Regions from separate parts of the Mus musculus genome. Here region 2 is linked to region 1. Evidence: chromatin loops called from intact Hi-C (ENCODE). Cell type or tissue: heart. All regions are shown on one strand.

Region 1 (8,000 bases):
GTTTGAAGGCCCCGTGACCTCCCACAGCTGAGGACCATTGGAGTACTGCCCCTCCCTAAGCAAATCCTTTCTATGGCCTTGCTGGACAGGCTCTGCACAGTCCACCCCGAATCAGTGGGGTGATACTTCTCCAGCTGAGCCACCAGTCAAGCCACTCCCCTAGAGCCCTCCAACTGGGCCTTATGATTGAGACAGCTGTCCAGGTAGCAGTGGGATCTCTATGGAGCAACCAATGACTCAGCCTTCTCAGACTTAGATCTCAGTGTCTTCCACGTAGCCAAGTTTTAGCCTCCTTCGAAAAGGTCGATATTTATGATTGGCAATCCTATCAGTGTACCTTGTAGGAGTATTAGTAATTCATTTATCATAAACAAACAATCTAGGTACACACCAACCTTTGAAAATGAAAGGAGACTGTCATCTGCCCAGGGGACTGTCCTAGCTGCTTTACAGCCATTTAATGAAGGGTAGCTAATATCTCATTTTGCTAATCTCTTTTAACTTGTTTTCCTAAAGCTCAATCGCATTTACGAACGATGCTCCAGGGGAGGACCTCAGTAAAGAAGCTGAGGCCCTACTCCCCCTGCCTCATCCCCTATCCAACATTCAGTTCAGAGTTCTGTGTCCTTCCTTCACTTTGACCAGAAAATGAGGGCACTCCCTTCTGCTACTGCATTGGAACAGCCAGTTAATGAAGCACGGAACTGTAGCAAGATCCATTGTCTGTGCTTGGGGGAGTATTTGGGATAAAAAGAAGAGACCTATAACCCAGTCCTTGTCCTCCTTGCTGTGTGTCATTACCTCCATGTTAAGCATCTTCCCTTGTAGGTCTACATAGATACAGGACAACGCTATGTTCTAGGGTACCATGGAAAGTATTCATTTGGGATTCCCAGCCCATTCACTTGAGCTTTCCAAATCATCTTTGCTGCATGGATTTGTGAACAGGAGTCTATCTACACACATAAGGGTCCAAACTTGGGTCTAGTTAACCCTGAATCAAGCAATTACAAAATAAATAAATAAATAAATAAATAAATAATGCGTTCTTCTCAAATTACCCCTTCATCACTAACAGGGAAGGTTTTTTTGTTGTTGTTTTTGTTTTGTTTTATTTTTTTAAACAACCTAGATTCATCTCTTGTAATTCTTTTTAAAAAGAAAGAGAAGAAAAAAATCTGCTACATTGGTCCATAGGATGTTTGAGCCCTAGGCCAACACATTTCAAAAGTTAGAGCTCCTGAATATCTATCTCATTTTTCTAACCTTTTTTTTTTTTTTTTTTTTTTGCTTTAGCTTTGGGTTTATTGACTTGAGATTCTGCCATCTCTGCCCTTTCCTTGACTTCATTCAGCTCATGTTACTGCACCTAATGCTTGTAAAGGTATTGATTGACTTGTGTGTCTTATAAATACAAAAATAATACTGAAATAAAAACCCCACAATCATTATATAGATTTTTTTGTTGTTGCCTCTGACATGAACTAGTTGAAAGTATGAAAGGAATAATCAAGACTTTTGAGTACTGAGTGGGAAATCAAGTTTGGTTATGCTCCCAACATTTGTGACAGACACACAAGATCCATTTTGACAGCTGTTAATCCCTGGAATCTCAGAACGTGGTTGATAGTTTCCACCAACTGTAAGTCATAGTACGGTGTGTACAGGTTTGCCATGTTGTGGGACAGCCACCGCTGCTTGCTTCACCATTAGTTCAATGTCTCATTCTTCTCCTGGGCAGGGGGCACGGACTTAAAAAGTGATATGAATCAATAGGTATTCATTAGATTCAGTGACGTTTTAGCCCAAGTTATTTAATCAATTCAAAACCTCTTAGTAGATAATATTATCAGACATAAACACGCATATACCTGTGCACAGTGACTATTAGTGATAGTCAATGAACCTATGAGGCTGTGGGTTAGCAACCCAAGACGAGCATTTATATTTCAGTGCTGGTAGTTTTGTCAATAGAGGTATTCTAGTTAATCTGGAAAAAGCTATGTGAACTGTATATTTATTTAAGATTTGATTACAAGGATGCCCCAGTGTGACAATTATATCCAAAATGTGCCAACCTTCCTTTTGCTCAGCTAATGTCTTGTAGAGGACATGTTTGGTTGCAGCTTCAAGGTCAAGGGAGAACGCTCTGACTTCCTGTAGGGGAAAGCTGACCCCTGTCTCTCTGTCGCTGTCTCCCTGTCCTTGTCTCTGTCTGTCTGTCTCTCTCTTTTTCTCTCCCTCTCTCTCTTTCTCCCTCCCCATCTCTGTCTGTCTTTTAATCATTAGCCATAATCCAGTTTTGAGCAAAACCAGAGAATGGGCAGACATGACGCCAACCTTGTCCCTTCTGCCAAGCTGCTCCCTTAGCACAGGGGACCAGCCAATATCAACAGCCGGGAAATCTATGACAAGGCAACTGCCTCTGGAAGTCTCTGCTCCCTCCAGTTGCTGCTGTGACTTTGTGTTCTCAGCTGAACTTCATCCACTGGAGTCTAAATTCAGCTCAGACGCTCCTTGCCTGCCTCTGCTTGGAATGCAGAGATCAGCATGTGAAGGTCGTTTGAAGGATCCTATGTTCTATCCTGGGCATAGCTTTGTGAGAGGAAATGAGGGTAGGAAACATTTTACACATCCTCTCAAAGTTGTGATTTATAAAACTTAACTCTACCTGCTCCATATTTTGAGTAATTATTAATTCTCATTTCGAGTAACAACAGGGACATTTCTCTTGGTCCACAGCACCAACCCACCAGCTGGAAGTCAAAAACCTTAGGGTTCAATTTGGTCTTCTGTCCTTCCATCTCAGCCAAACTGTCCTAGCCAAAATTTTCTCAGTAGGAGAAAAATCCATTAGCAAGTCATTACAACATCCACATGTGCAAAACAGGAAACCAAACATCTTTCCAACACCTACCACTTGAACTTTCCAACTGACTCTCAGCTTCAGGTAATGGAGTTACAGAAAATGCAAATTTCCTGGAACTCTGATATAAATACCAGCAGGCAGAGGACAATTCTTTAAGTTCTGTGGACCTTGGTGCATCTGTTCTCACTGCCTTAATAGTGGTCCAGACTAGAGCTGGAGGAAGGTGATCTATTTAGTGGGCCAGTTTTTCCCAGCTGTACTCTGTGGAGCTCATGTTATTTTGAGAAAGGAGAAAAGGTAAGCAGGTAAATAGGGCCGTTCATGCCCCCACCCTCCGCTGTCATTTCAGCCATTCCAATGTGAAGCTCTTTAACTTCCCAAATGAAGAAAACATTTGAACCTACTGCAGCTTGAAGAACTGATGTCACATCTGCCACCTGATGTTCACATTTCAGTACTGGCTCCATCTGCTGGTAAACTTATGTCACTGGATCAAAATACTTGAGGCAATCCTTTCAGAGTTTTAGAGACAGCAAAACTGACTCATCTGCAGTTCCCTTTAGTCCAGAACTGCAGCAGAATACCATGTAGTAGCCATGTGATAGATAAAAGAATTGTCTTATCATGAGACAAAATTCACAGATCACATGAAGCACAAGAAAGAGGAAGACCAAAGTGTGGATGCTTTGGTCCTTCTTAGAAAAGGGGAAAGTACTCACAGGAGGAAACACGGAGACAAAAGTGAGGAGCAGAGACTGAAGGAAAGGCCATCCAGAGACTGCCTCACCTGGGGATCCATCCCATGTACAGTCACCAAACCCAGAAGCTATTGAGGATGCCAAGAGGTGCTTGTTGACAGGAGCCTGATATAACCTGAGAAGCTCTGCCAGAGCCTGACAAATATAGAAGCAGATACTCAGTCAACCATTGGACTGAGCACAGGGTCCCCAATGGATGAGTTAGAGAAAGGACTGAAGACGCTGAAGGGGTTTGCAACCCCATAGGAGGAACAACAATATCAACCAACCAGACCACTTTCTTCCCCTGACCCCAGACTCCCAGGGACTAAACCACCAACCAAAAGTACACATGGAGGGACCCATGGCTCCAGTTGCATATGTAGCAGAGGATGGCCTTGTTGGGTATCAATGGGAGGAGAGGCCCTTGGTCCTGTGAAGGCTCCATGCCCCAGTGTAGATGAATGCCAGGGCAGGGAGGTGGGAGTGGGTAGGTGGGTGGAGGAACACCTTCATAGAAGCAGGGGGGCTGTGATAGGGGGTTTTGGGTGGTGGGAACCTGGAAAAGGTATAACATTTGAAATGTAAATAAAGAAAATATCCATTAAAAATAACATGGGCATGTGTGCATAAGCAAAGGACCAGCAGAGCTTGAGATAAAGGAAGGCAAGGAGAACCAGGGTCCCAATGTCCCTTCATTGGCATGTCCCCAGTACCATTCTTCTATAAGGTCCAGTTTGTAACATTTCTATCACCCATCAATAATGGTGTATGCTAAGAACTAGGTCTTTAAGGTATAGCACTTTGGGGAACATTCATGATTTAAACTATAACATTCTGCTCTGGTCCAGTAGCTTACTGTTTTTCTCAGCACAAAGCAAATTAAGTCTATGTTCAGAATCTTAATCAATATTGGCCGTATTCAACAGTACAAATTCAGAGTCTACTCTGATACTTGAGACAAACTTCTGGGTGTGAGCCTTAAAAAATCAAAACAAAGAACATACCTGTAAGATCATGGCATGGGATAGACATTCCCAATCCAAAGGAGAGAATTCTGGGTCAAGAAAGGAAGAATCAGACAGAAACTCTATGGGACAAATGAACCTCAAGTTTCCATGTCCTGCATCTTGGGCAGATGATAGCATACTGGCTTTCCAAGGGCTTGGACAAAACTTTCTCTGGCTTTGCTGCTGGCTTCATTCCACGTGACCTATCTCAGGTTGGCTCTGCATGCTGTGTGTAGCCTCTTACGTCTAAGTCAGCTTTCCATGGCTGTGAGGAAATACTTGAAATAAACAACCTAGAAGCAGGAAAGATCTATTTGTGCTTCCAACTTGGAAGACTTCAGCCTATGATCACTTAGCTGTGTTGCTTTGGGACATGTTATGAAGCAGAGCACCACAATGGTGAGCCTGTGATAAACTCACTTTTTGGGAGGAGAGATTTTGAAGATATAGAGGAAGAGGATAGCCCCAATATCTTGATCAGACAAACATCCATTTTCTAGGCTCCAGACCACAGTGTTTCAGCTACCTTTCTATACTGTCGCAGGCAGACTACCAAATCTTGCATACATTGCTTTTAGGGGACATCACAGGTGCATATTCTTGCCGTCTCTCTTTCCAAGGATTCTCACTGCTGTACATATCATCCTAACAGAGGCTTCCATTGAGTTCTCTGACTCCACTGTTGTCTTTCTAAACTGATTTTGAAATTTAAGTTGAAGTCTTCATGACCCCCGTAACTGTGACATTTATCATATTGTGAAGCAGTATTATGTGGGGGTTGGCACCAAGGTCATAAGTGGGACCTTTACTAGGGCCCACTTGACCATGGCTACAGTCACTTGATCTGATGAGTGATCTGGTGTCCATACTCACAGGGGAAATGATTCGAGGAAAGAACTCCATCACTACTTCAGTGCCAGCTGAGGTCCAAAGACTCATATTTCAAAGGAGAGTCTTGAAGCAAGTTTATATGGCCATGCCTTTGACCCCATAATGAGCAAGAGTTTGTCAGTTCCTCTGGTGCCCTTGAGGAATCGTTCTTGCTATCCTGGTACAAAGTGCATGGTTTTCTAACACCATCGATTGCCTTAGCATGCTAGCAGCACTCCTATATCCTTATCAGCATCTTTGAACCCACTCATTTTTGGGGCTAAACTGTGTTACTTAGATATTTCCTCTATGTTTTGCTCCCATTTCTCATGATAAATTTGGCTAAAGTGGCCAATGGTATTCCAGTCACTGACTGAGCATCTCGAAATTTCCTCTGCCAGATCAATGTGTCACCTACAAAGCTTCACCCCCCACCCCCAGAGCAGGTCAGGGACAGAATGCACCTGGATTCTTGTCACAGTAAGACATTCAAATTACTTGCCAGAGTATGGCAATGATGGTCTCTTGATCCGTTTCCAAAAGAGACCTTATATTATCTGAAATCCTAGAAGCAAAACCTTTATTTTTGGAATTTCTATGAGCATTCTGGTCTCTGAGCCCTCAACTTCTTCTGCTCACAGCATCTAATCTTGCTTTACTCTGCTTTTACAAATTTGCCAGTTCTAAATGTTTCCAAATCACGCTACTGGACAGAGTCTGAAATGACCCAGTTTCTTTGGGCTTCTTTTCTGTAACAAGGTTTCTGTTAACATGTACCAAAATATCGGAGATAGTCAGCTTCAAAGAAGAAAGGTCTGTGCTATTGATTAATTGACTGACTGATTGGTTTGTTGATTTACTTGTCACGGTTTCAAGACTTTTAGGTCTTAAGCCAAGTTAGGCCAGGTTGCTTTTACATCTGCAACAAGGCTAGTGCATCACAGTGACATTGAACTCAGGAGGAAACTGCTCACCAGACTGCATCTAGGTAGGGAGGATGGAGGTACAGGGTCCCAATATCCCCTTTAAGATAGAAAGTGGCACCCTCTCGCCACTGGAGTCTAGGAAACAGAAATGGAAGTTCTCGAATCCCAATGCTTGTTTTAATCACACACTCAACTAGACTTCCTTCTATTAGGCTCTTCTTAAAAGTCTCAGTGTCTCCCCGTAGCACTGAATCAGTAACCAAACTTTTATACTTGATGTGTATTTTAGATACTGTTAAAGATTTCTGCTTTGTATCTTCCTCTTTGATTCTCTGACTTCCCTTCTACCACGCCCCTCCACAAACCTTCCCTCAGCAACCAGTGTCACTGGCCCATATTTACACATCTTTCCTCTGTACATTTAGCCAAGTTATTTCTACCATCAACAAGCCCATTCCTCCCTGTAGTTTATTCTTATGGTACACAGTTAAGTGTTAAGTTTTAAAGTTACTGAATCATAGATAGATACATGGGTTAACCAGTTAATTTAAGGAACTGAGGCAGGACTGTGTTTTAATTTTTTTTTTTTTGCTTTTATTGCCTATCCCTCTACCTCTCTTGCTTATGAAACTGAAAGATTCATGACTCTGTGTGTTTATAATAAGTTCTAGTATCAATACCGGATTCATTTATAATCACAGTGAACCATGACTGAAGATATTAATGATGTGTCTCTTACTCAGGGTGGCAAAGGGGTCACATCTTAATCTGAAGTATGACATACTGTTTTGCCCACCTTTGTGACTCGGTGTCCCTTCCAGAAAAGAACTTGCCATTTAGCTATGACAAGTGCAGTTACCTGACAGATTCCACCGGCGGTGCCTTTGAGATCTGCCACAGCACTGGCAATGGGGCTGTCTCTCTGAAGCCACAGGGCATACAGAATTACCCACGTCATTCATACATGCTCTAACCAATATAGGAATCTTTTCTTAGAACCCTTTGTGCTGGAGACGTCCTCAGAGTGACTCTCCACCCAGTCCTCCTTTTCAAACTGTCTTTGTTCTGTATCAGCCCTACACTGGAGCCTGAGGGTCTCGCTTCCAAAATTTTGTTTGCATATTCTTGTACATTTAATGGGTATTACCTTATGAAAAATCTCCCTCCTCTTCTCTCTCTGTCTCTGTCTCTCTCTGTTCCTCTGACATAGGCATATCCTTCTACTTTTATGTGAATTCCAGGGGCAGAACTCTGGTCTCCAGGCACAAGTAACAAGTACCTTTACCCACTGCCCCATTTGTATTTTGAGTCTTTTGAACAGGTTCTATCAATGAATCCACAGTTTCAGCTAGAATGGCTGACCAAGGAGGCCCCTGGGAGCCACCTGTCTCTGTCTTCCTGTTCTGGGGTTATAGGCGCAAACAATCTTGCCTAACTTTTGCTTAGGTTCTGTGGATTCAAACCCAGGTCTCTGTGGTTGTACAACACTCACTTTACCATTACGGAATCTATCTAGGCTCTCAATAAATTTCATGAGTCTCCTTCAGTTAACCAATATTTGTATCCCTCTTCCTAAATATGTTTTGGA
Region 2 (8,000 bases), 130 kb before region 1:
ACCCCAGTGTGGCAGTTCTTAGAATATCCTTTGTGGACAACAGGAGTGCTAGAGGAGAGTTCTGGTTGCTGGTTCTTTGTTATCTCTTTGGCCTGGAAGCAATGTCTGAGTAGGTAACTAAGACTAAGAGGAGGCCCCTGGAAACCTCAATGGCTGTGCCAACTGGACTAACCAGCAGCCCTCTCCTGTCTTAGTCTCCCTTTATATTGCTGTGATAAGACATCATGACCAACCTGGGGCCATTGAACTACATCAAGTCCAGCAACCTAATTCCGAGTTAAAGAATACTCAAAAGCAGAGACAGGTTCTGTTCTTTTTTTTTTTTTTTTTTTTTTTTTTAGGGATTTTCTTCATTTACATTTCCAATGCTATCCCAAAAGTCCCCCGTGGGCCCCCCCCCCACTCCCCTACCCACCCACTCCCACTTCTTGGCCCTGGCGTTCCCCTGTACTGAGGCATATAAAGTTTGCAAGACCAATGGGCCTCTCTTTCCACTGATGGCCGACTAGGCCATCTTCTGATATATATGCAGCTAGAGACACGAGCTCCGGGGGGTACTGGTTAGTTCATATTGTTGTTCCACATATAGGGTTGCAGATCCCTTTAGCTCCTTTGGGTACTTTCTCTAGATCCTCCATTGGGGGCCCTGTGTCCCATCCAATAGCTCACTGCCCTGCTCAGGTTTTGTTCTTAAAGACACCCCAGCTTTCTTGCAGTACCCACTTCCCCTTTCTTTAGAATATCTCTAGATATAGATTACTCTTTTCCTCCCTCTAGTGATAACACACCTTCATCTTCCATCTTCCACGTTACATGTTCCATCAGCACATGTTTCTGTTACCCACTATCTTCTTTCTCTCTCTTCCTCCAGAGAACCTGAGTTGGACATATTCGGGGGGTTCATTCTATTAGCCATATCATCTATTTTACATGTGTACATCCATCTTCCTGGGTATGCATTGGAAGTCTCTTCAAAATGTACTTCAAGAATACACAGAATGAAAATAAGATGAATAAGCCTTTCCAAGTTCTTATTCTGAATTTGACACACTGGATTCTTATTTCACGCACATTCCTTATGATTGCATGTTAAATCTGTTGGTTCTAGTTCTATCTGTACAATAGATGGCCAGCTTGCTTTTCAGAATCTCTGTTGCCTTTCATTCAGACTGATAATTGTAATGCCTGGTTTTAGTTCATAGCATGTTTTCACTATCAGTTTTTTTTTTTTATTTGTATCTCGATGTGTGTTTGTGTGTATGTTCAACGTCACTGGAAGTTTACTTTTATAATTTTTAGACTTGAAGCTAGATGTCAGTTCTTCTGAGAGAATTGATGCTTGTTTTGTCAGTATCAAGAGGTACGACTTATCCAGGACATTAAAGTCTGTACTTGGAATTTTCTTCAACAACACAGATGACCTGCATTTCTCTATCAAACCAAGAGGCAACTGTGTAGTTATGTGTTCTCAGGGACAAATGAATTTCCATTTTGCTTTATTTACCGTTAAGTGCTGCTACCTGCACAGCTTTGAGACTGAACTCAACAGATACACATACAAAAAATCTGGGATCAGGTGGCCTGAGCTGGTGGAGCTGCAGCAGCTTGGGAGAAATGTCCTGGCTTTATTATACGAAGTCAAAGGAAGAGGCTTGTTAACTAATCTTGGTATGACATCTCTGTAGGGAAGCAGTTTTAGCTACAGTCACTTGCGGTGGAAGAAGCTGCTGTCAGTACTTCCTGTACATGCTGTTGACATTTGTACCAAGGGAAACCCTTGCTACTCCTATTGGGATGAGAGACTGGTGTCCTTCATATGGCTATGCTCAGAGGCACACTTTGGTACATGGTACACTTGCTCCCTACAACTAAGTTTGAGGATGTATGTTTTCTTGATTTTATCTTTTTTTTCTCCCTTGGTGCTCTTTCTCTTTGTATCTTAAAGGTATCAATATTTCCTGTTGGATTCTCCAACTGCACTGTGCATAGGGCTTAGTAAGCTCCTTTACTCAGAGGAAAGCACATAAAAGAAACCCAGGAATCCTCACAGACCAGCAGAGACTGTTAAATCAATTGTGGTACCATTCTTACTGTCCTGTATTCTTTATTTTAAATGATTTGGAAGTTTTATATTCTCTAATTTTGTACCAGTTTATTGATGGTTCATGAGTGATTTTTATGTTTCTATTCGCTTTCTTATGTTTAATTGAAACAAATTGTTTAGGGCATTTAATCAACATATTAGTACAAATATAAATGTTGGTAACTATTATAATGCCACAATTTTCCAAGAGTTTCCTACTAAAAATTAAGATTGTGTATGGGTACTCAATTAAGATTGAGAAATGGGTACTTTAACAGAACTAATTAAAACTCTATCTTATCCCAACTTGGAAAAGCCCTTTGTGGATGAAAAATATCACGAACAAATACACAACCCATCGACCCACAACAAAAAAAAATTGATATCAAGTCGTATAAGGGTGTATGATTTTTCTCACTGTCTTCTTGGAGCCGACTTGCTGCTTGCTCTAGTTATGTTTCATCCCTTTCTGGTTCACTCATATTGCATTCTGCTACTACCTTAGTGTTTCTTTTATTTTTCTTTCCCCTGTTACCTAAAGTACTAATGTTAGGCTGCATGGAAGGTTCTTATGGAAGGATTTGGTCCACTAGAAAGTAGGCACGTGCATTTCTAAGGCTCACGTTTATCCTGTTCCAGTGAAAGGTGCTGAAAGACTAAAAACTTTCCACACATTCCCATCAGAAGACCTTTGCCTCAGCAGCTGCCTTGGCTGTATCTGCTGACTCTGAGGAGTTTCCCCTACACACTAACTTCAACCCCAGCCCTTACATGTCAGCCAAACCGGATGTGATGCTCCTGTGAACCACTTTTGTTCTTTATTTTCTAAAATCCCTTTCTCGTTAATATCATTCAATCCATGCTATTCAATGACTGCCAATGAGCCAGGGTGCTACGGTGATAATGGTGACTAAATAGGACCCCTTTCCTGGAAGGGGCCTGCTAAACAAGTTAAAGAGAAGTATCTGACTTCCCTGTGATTGAGACATTGTTTACATCCTTTAGTAACCAAAGAAACAGACTCTCAATTGGTGGTGAGCCTGATCTCTTTTTTTTTTTCTGTTTCTCTTTTTTTTTCCTTTTTTTTTTATTATTAGGTATTTTCCTTGTTTACATTTTCAATGCTATCCCAAAGGTCCCCCATACCCACACCCCCAATCCCCTACCCACCCACTCCCCCTTTTTGGCCCTGGTGTTCCCCTGTACTGGGGCATATAAAGTTTGCAAGTCCAATGGGCCTCTCTTTGCAGTGATGGCCAACTAGGCCATCTTTTGATACATATGCAGAGTTCCCGGGTACTGGTTAGTTCATATTGTTGTTCCACGTATAGGGTTGCAGTTCCCTTTAGCTCCTTGGGTAATTTCATTGCATACACTAGCAAGATTTTGCTGAAAGGACCCAGATATAGCTCTCTCTTGTGAGACTATGCCGGGGCCTAGCAAACACAGAAGTGGATGATCACAGTCAGCTATTGGATGGGTCACACGGCCCCCAATGGAGGAGCTAGAGAGCCTGATCTCTTGAGAGGAATAGGGAAGCAATAATGTCAAAGGTCATCAAACTCATCTGCAGGTGGCAGTGTAGCATGAGAATAAGGTAGAGCGGTAAAGTGTAAAGGCCTTTTGCATAGCCTTACACCTTGGCAAAGAGGTAGGCTGGAACATTCCTGCCAACGGTCAACTAAACCTGGCTGGCACCCCTGGCAAAGGTATGGCAGGTGTAGACTCAGAGGCACTTCTAAGTGTCTGAGAGTAATCCAAGACTCATTAGAATACTAATACTAAAATAAATGCTAACTAAAATATTTTTGGGTGGAGCTTCAAGCTGATAATGGGACATATAAAGTGTAGACTTGTATGTAACAAAACATGAACTAAAAAGTCAATGCTATGCAATGAGGCAAGAGTTTAGACTTTTGGGACATAGACACACAACTCCATTCACTAAGGAATGAACAATTGAGATATTAAACTTTCTCTCTCCTGGGGCCTGCCTGCTCCCTTGAAAGAATATCCTTTCTATGTCTGTTCTCTTACTTTGCTTACCGCTGTCTAATTTGCTACTGAATTCTTTATGCCAGACACAAGAACCTGGAATTTCCTGCAAGCACTCACCACATGCTAAGGTCAGCCATTTTCAGTGAATGTCAGTAAGATTGCATTTCTGAACACTAAAATTCCCTCTTCAATATGCAGAAATAGAGACCATTGATGTCTGAGCTCTATACAAACCACAACATTCTTATAGAATCTCAACTTTCAAAGTAGCGAAAGAGACTATGGTAAATTTCTAACTTAAATAAGAAATGGCCACATATATGTTTTTATTATTTATGAAAATTAGATATTGAAATTTGATGACCAGTGTAGTAATCAGATGCCCACCCAGCACCTCCAATGCATGCCAGAATCTTCCTCTGAGATTTTCTTGGACTTGTTAGAATCCAGAAACTGAATTGACCAATAATCTCAGGGTTATGATCATATGCCTTGCAATTTCCTAGTTCTGAGACTCTGAACTTTTAAAAACCATTTAATAACAAATGATTATTTTTCAAAGCACATCACATGTACTCTACCATTATAGAGGTCTAATTAAAACAAATGTTTTTCACGAAATGATGAAGAGAGGAAAATAAGTTCCATGTGACTGAGACAATCGTCACATCCTCTGGAAACCAAAGAAATCTACTTCCCACTCCGGGTAGCTTGGGCTCTAGAAAGAAATAGGGAAATAAGAATGTTGAAGGGCACCTGATACACCTGCACATGGTAGTGTGGGAGGGTAATAGGATAGAGGATATGTTCTTCTAGAATATTAGCTTCTATTGCTTATGTGCAGCTCTCACTCAGTAGTTCAACCTAAAGACATATGGCTTTATAGCTGTACAACGTATTGGCTATGTATTCCTATTCGGTTATAAAGGAGAGTCTGGGTTATAACTTCAAAATGGGGTCCTTAGTTGTCCCATAGTGGCTAGAATTCTCATGCAACATAGTCCTGGATTCTTTGGGCAATTCTTTTTACTCATGTTCTGCTTGCCTCCATGATCCCCAGCTGTTCCTTGCTATGGAACAGGACATAAGAGAGAAAAAAATGCTGATAAAGATGGGATGCTATTGAGGTGGCCTGTGGCACCTTTGATGTTAACCCGGAGAGCTTCAATTTCTCCCTCCTGGCAGCTACAAGGATGGACCCACTATCAAGGCTGGTGTCACAGGAGGCTGAATGGAGATTCTGGCCTTTTATACCCCATCCCAGGTTGTAACAAGAACTCTATGCCCTCCAGAGCTCCCCAGGGCATTGATGGAGACTACGCTGGGATGTCTGGATGTCTGCCTGTAGCATGCAGTAATCAAATGCCTTCTTGTTCTTCCCCTGCTGGAGTGGTGTCAGAAAAAGGCAGCTGAAATACAATGTAAAAATAACCGCCAGAGTCTCTTAAATTAACTGGTTTTGCTCTGCAAAACTCTCTGTTAAAAGAATATAAACACAAACTATAGAATGAGACAAAATATTTGCAAACTCTCATATCTGCCAAAGGATGAAATCTGGAATATATAAAGAACCTTCAATTCCCAACAGTATGAAGACAATCCAATTAGGAAATGGGCAAAGACATGCAGAGACATTTCACCCAAAAGCATATACAGATGGTGAATACGCACATGAAAAGATGTTCAACATTATTAGACATTAGGGAAATGCAAATTACAACCACAACAAGATACCACTACACACTTAACAGAATGGCTAAGATAAAAAATAACGACAATATCAAATCCTGGTGAGGACTTTAAAAGTTGGATTGCTCCAGTTATTGGTTGATTTTGCATATTGTTGCTGAGAGTGTAAATAGTAGAGAGTTCTGGGAAAACAGTTTGGCCTGTTCTTTAAAACACTAAATATCAATTGTACACCTGGGCATTTTTCCCAGAGGGAAATAGAAAAAATTATATTCACTCAGAAACCCGGGCACAGATATTTATGGCATCAAGACTCATATTTCCATACTCTGAAGTTAATCCAATGTCCTTCAGTGGGTAGACGACTAAAGAGAAGTGTATCACGGAGCACCACCCAGCCATAGGAAAAACAGGACATAGGTGCGTCTCCTGACAGTTTTACTGAGTTAAGTAAAAACCCTTTCTCAAAACCTTACGTACCAGGATACTATTTAAAAGATGGCATGGAAATGATAAAATCACCAGGAACAGATGAATGATTGCCAAGGTTTAAATGGATTGAGGGGAAGAAGGAAGTGAAGCTACCCAAGGTCAACTTGAGTGTCTCTATGGTGATGGAAAGGCCTGTCTTTGCTGTATTACCAGCAGTAACCTAGTTGTTCCGGGAAAAACCATATATCCCCATCCAAATCCCTGTATCTCAGAATGGGACCATATATATCGTTAATGAGATATTTAAATAAACAAAAAAATGGTCTTTGGGGTGGACCATAGTCTAATACGAATGGATTCCTTGGAAGAAGAGCGATTTTGAATGGCAGGCACTGAACAATGCTATGAGGAACATGATAAAACAGTCACCTGCAAGCCCAAGAAGAATGTCCCTGAAGAAATAACCCCTCTGACATCTTGTGTTTGAATGTCTAGTATTTAGAATCATGAGACATTTTGTTCCTGTCAGTCAGCCCATGGTCCTTTGCTATAGCAAAGGAAATGAATAGAATGTTAGGATACTCCACTACAGTTTGGAGAAAGGTTGCTTGCCTGAGAAACTGAATAAAAAGTACATGGGATAATACCTATATGATTTTTAAACTGTTATATTTTAGTTTATTTTGAAAAAAAGGGAGGAAGGCCTGACTGACAAGCAGCTGTACAGCTGCTAGTGCCCAGAGGAAAATGAGACGAGGAGACACAGTTCCCTTCCTCCCAATGCAGTATGTGCAAGCACCACGGAAACTCTTAACAGCACATGTAACACAGGCTTTCAGCAAGAGCAAGTCCAAACAGCATGAATGAGTATTGAAGAGCCACAGGGGTTGGTTGTCCTGGGAACTGCATGTTAGAAAACTTGAATCCATCCCTACAGGTTGCTGCCCACCTTTCCTGTGCATCACTGCCTCTAATGCTCATCCACGTGCCCGAATCTTGGCAATTTCAATGCACTCATTGCTCAGTATCTCCACTGGTCAGGTTCAGGCTCTGTCTCTGCCCAGGAGGTTCTCTTTGCTCTCAGAGGACCTCAGCATCCTCGATACTACTTTGATGTTGCCTTCAACTCTCCAGCGGCCCATCACTTGGCAATCCATCACTGTCTGTACTCTGGTGGTCTCACAATCACGGGTGGAGTACTCCTGCAGTTATCTCTGATGACCCAAGGCTGCGGGGAAAAGCAGGCAGCAAGCTCTCCTCTAGGCCTGGGATCCTTTTCTTCATTCTCTTCTGTCCCCAACGTATTTTTACAGTGAGAGTCTGACTGTCCCTGTCAGAGCTATGTCTGACTTTTAAATGAGGCTGCTTCTACAGTGTCAGCAGAAGATGGGCTAGGCTCAGAGTGACCTGCAGGGGGTATTCTCAGGAATCTCCAGAGCCCTGCAGCTGCAGACTCCAGCAAGCACTGCTGTCTTAAGGACCTTTTGATCCTGCTTCAGATTCTGCTCCAAAGAGGATACCAATTTACCTTTTTAATCCATTGGTAACTTGTGCGCTGATAGGTAACACCCATACTGACATTAAACTCTGCCAACCAGGGGACTGACCTTCAGCAAATTCTAAGTGTAAATATTGGATCTGCACCCTATGGATTGCTATGTAAGGCTCCCCGAGGGACACCTGGTACCACTGAAATGTCTGGGAATGGATTTTTCCTGCGGCTTCAGGCAGCTGGAGGAGAGAACTTTCCGCAGAAGTCCTCAGGGGAGGCAAGCAAGATGTGTGTCTGGAAAGATGT

What was found. Peaks named below come from ENCODE experiments on the same cell type or tissue, not always from the same donor. Only the 100,000 strongest peaks of a DNase experiment are listed, where the experiment ranks them.
Region 2: it touches region 1 in a loop (2.6-fold over the local background); 2 of 42 quality-filtered maps call a loop at or near these places.

Annotation. Positions count from the first base shown.
Region 1 is chr16:49,524,592-49,532,591 of GRCm38, reverse strand. No RefSeq gene overlaps it. Among named protein-coding and RNA genes, the nearest start is that of Gm4802, 120 kb to the right of the region's middle. In heart, a CTCF peak has its summit at 3,345 (motif pointing left); no DNase peak of the experiment used is centred here; H3K27ac peaks cover 693 bases.
Region 2 is chr16:49,653,055-49,661,054 of GRCm38, reverse strand. No RefSeq gene overlaps it. Among named protein-coding and RNA genes, the nearest start is that of Gm31494, 12 kb to the right of the region's middle. In heart, no CTCF peak of the experiment used is centred here; no DNase peak of the experiment used is centred here.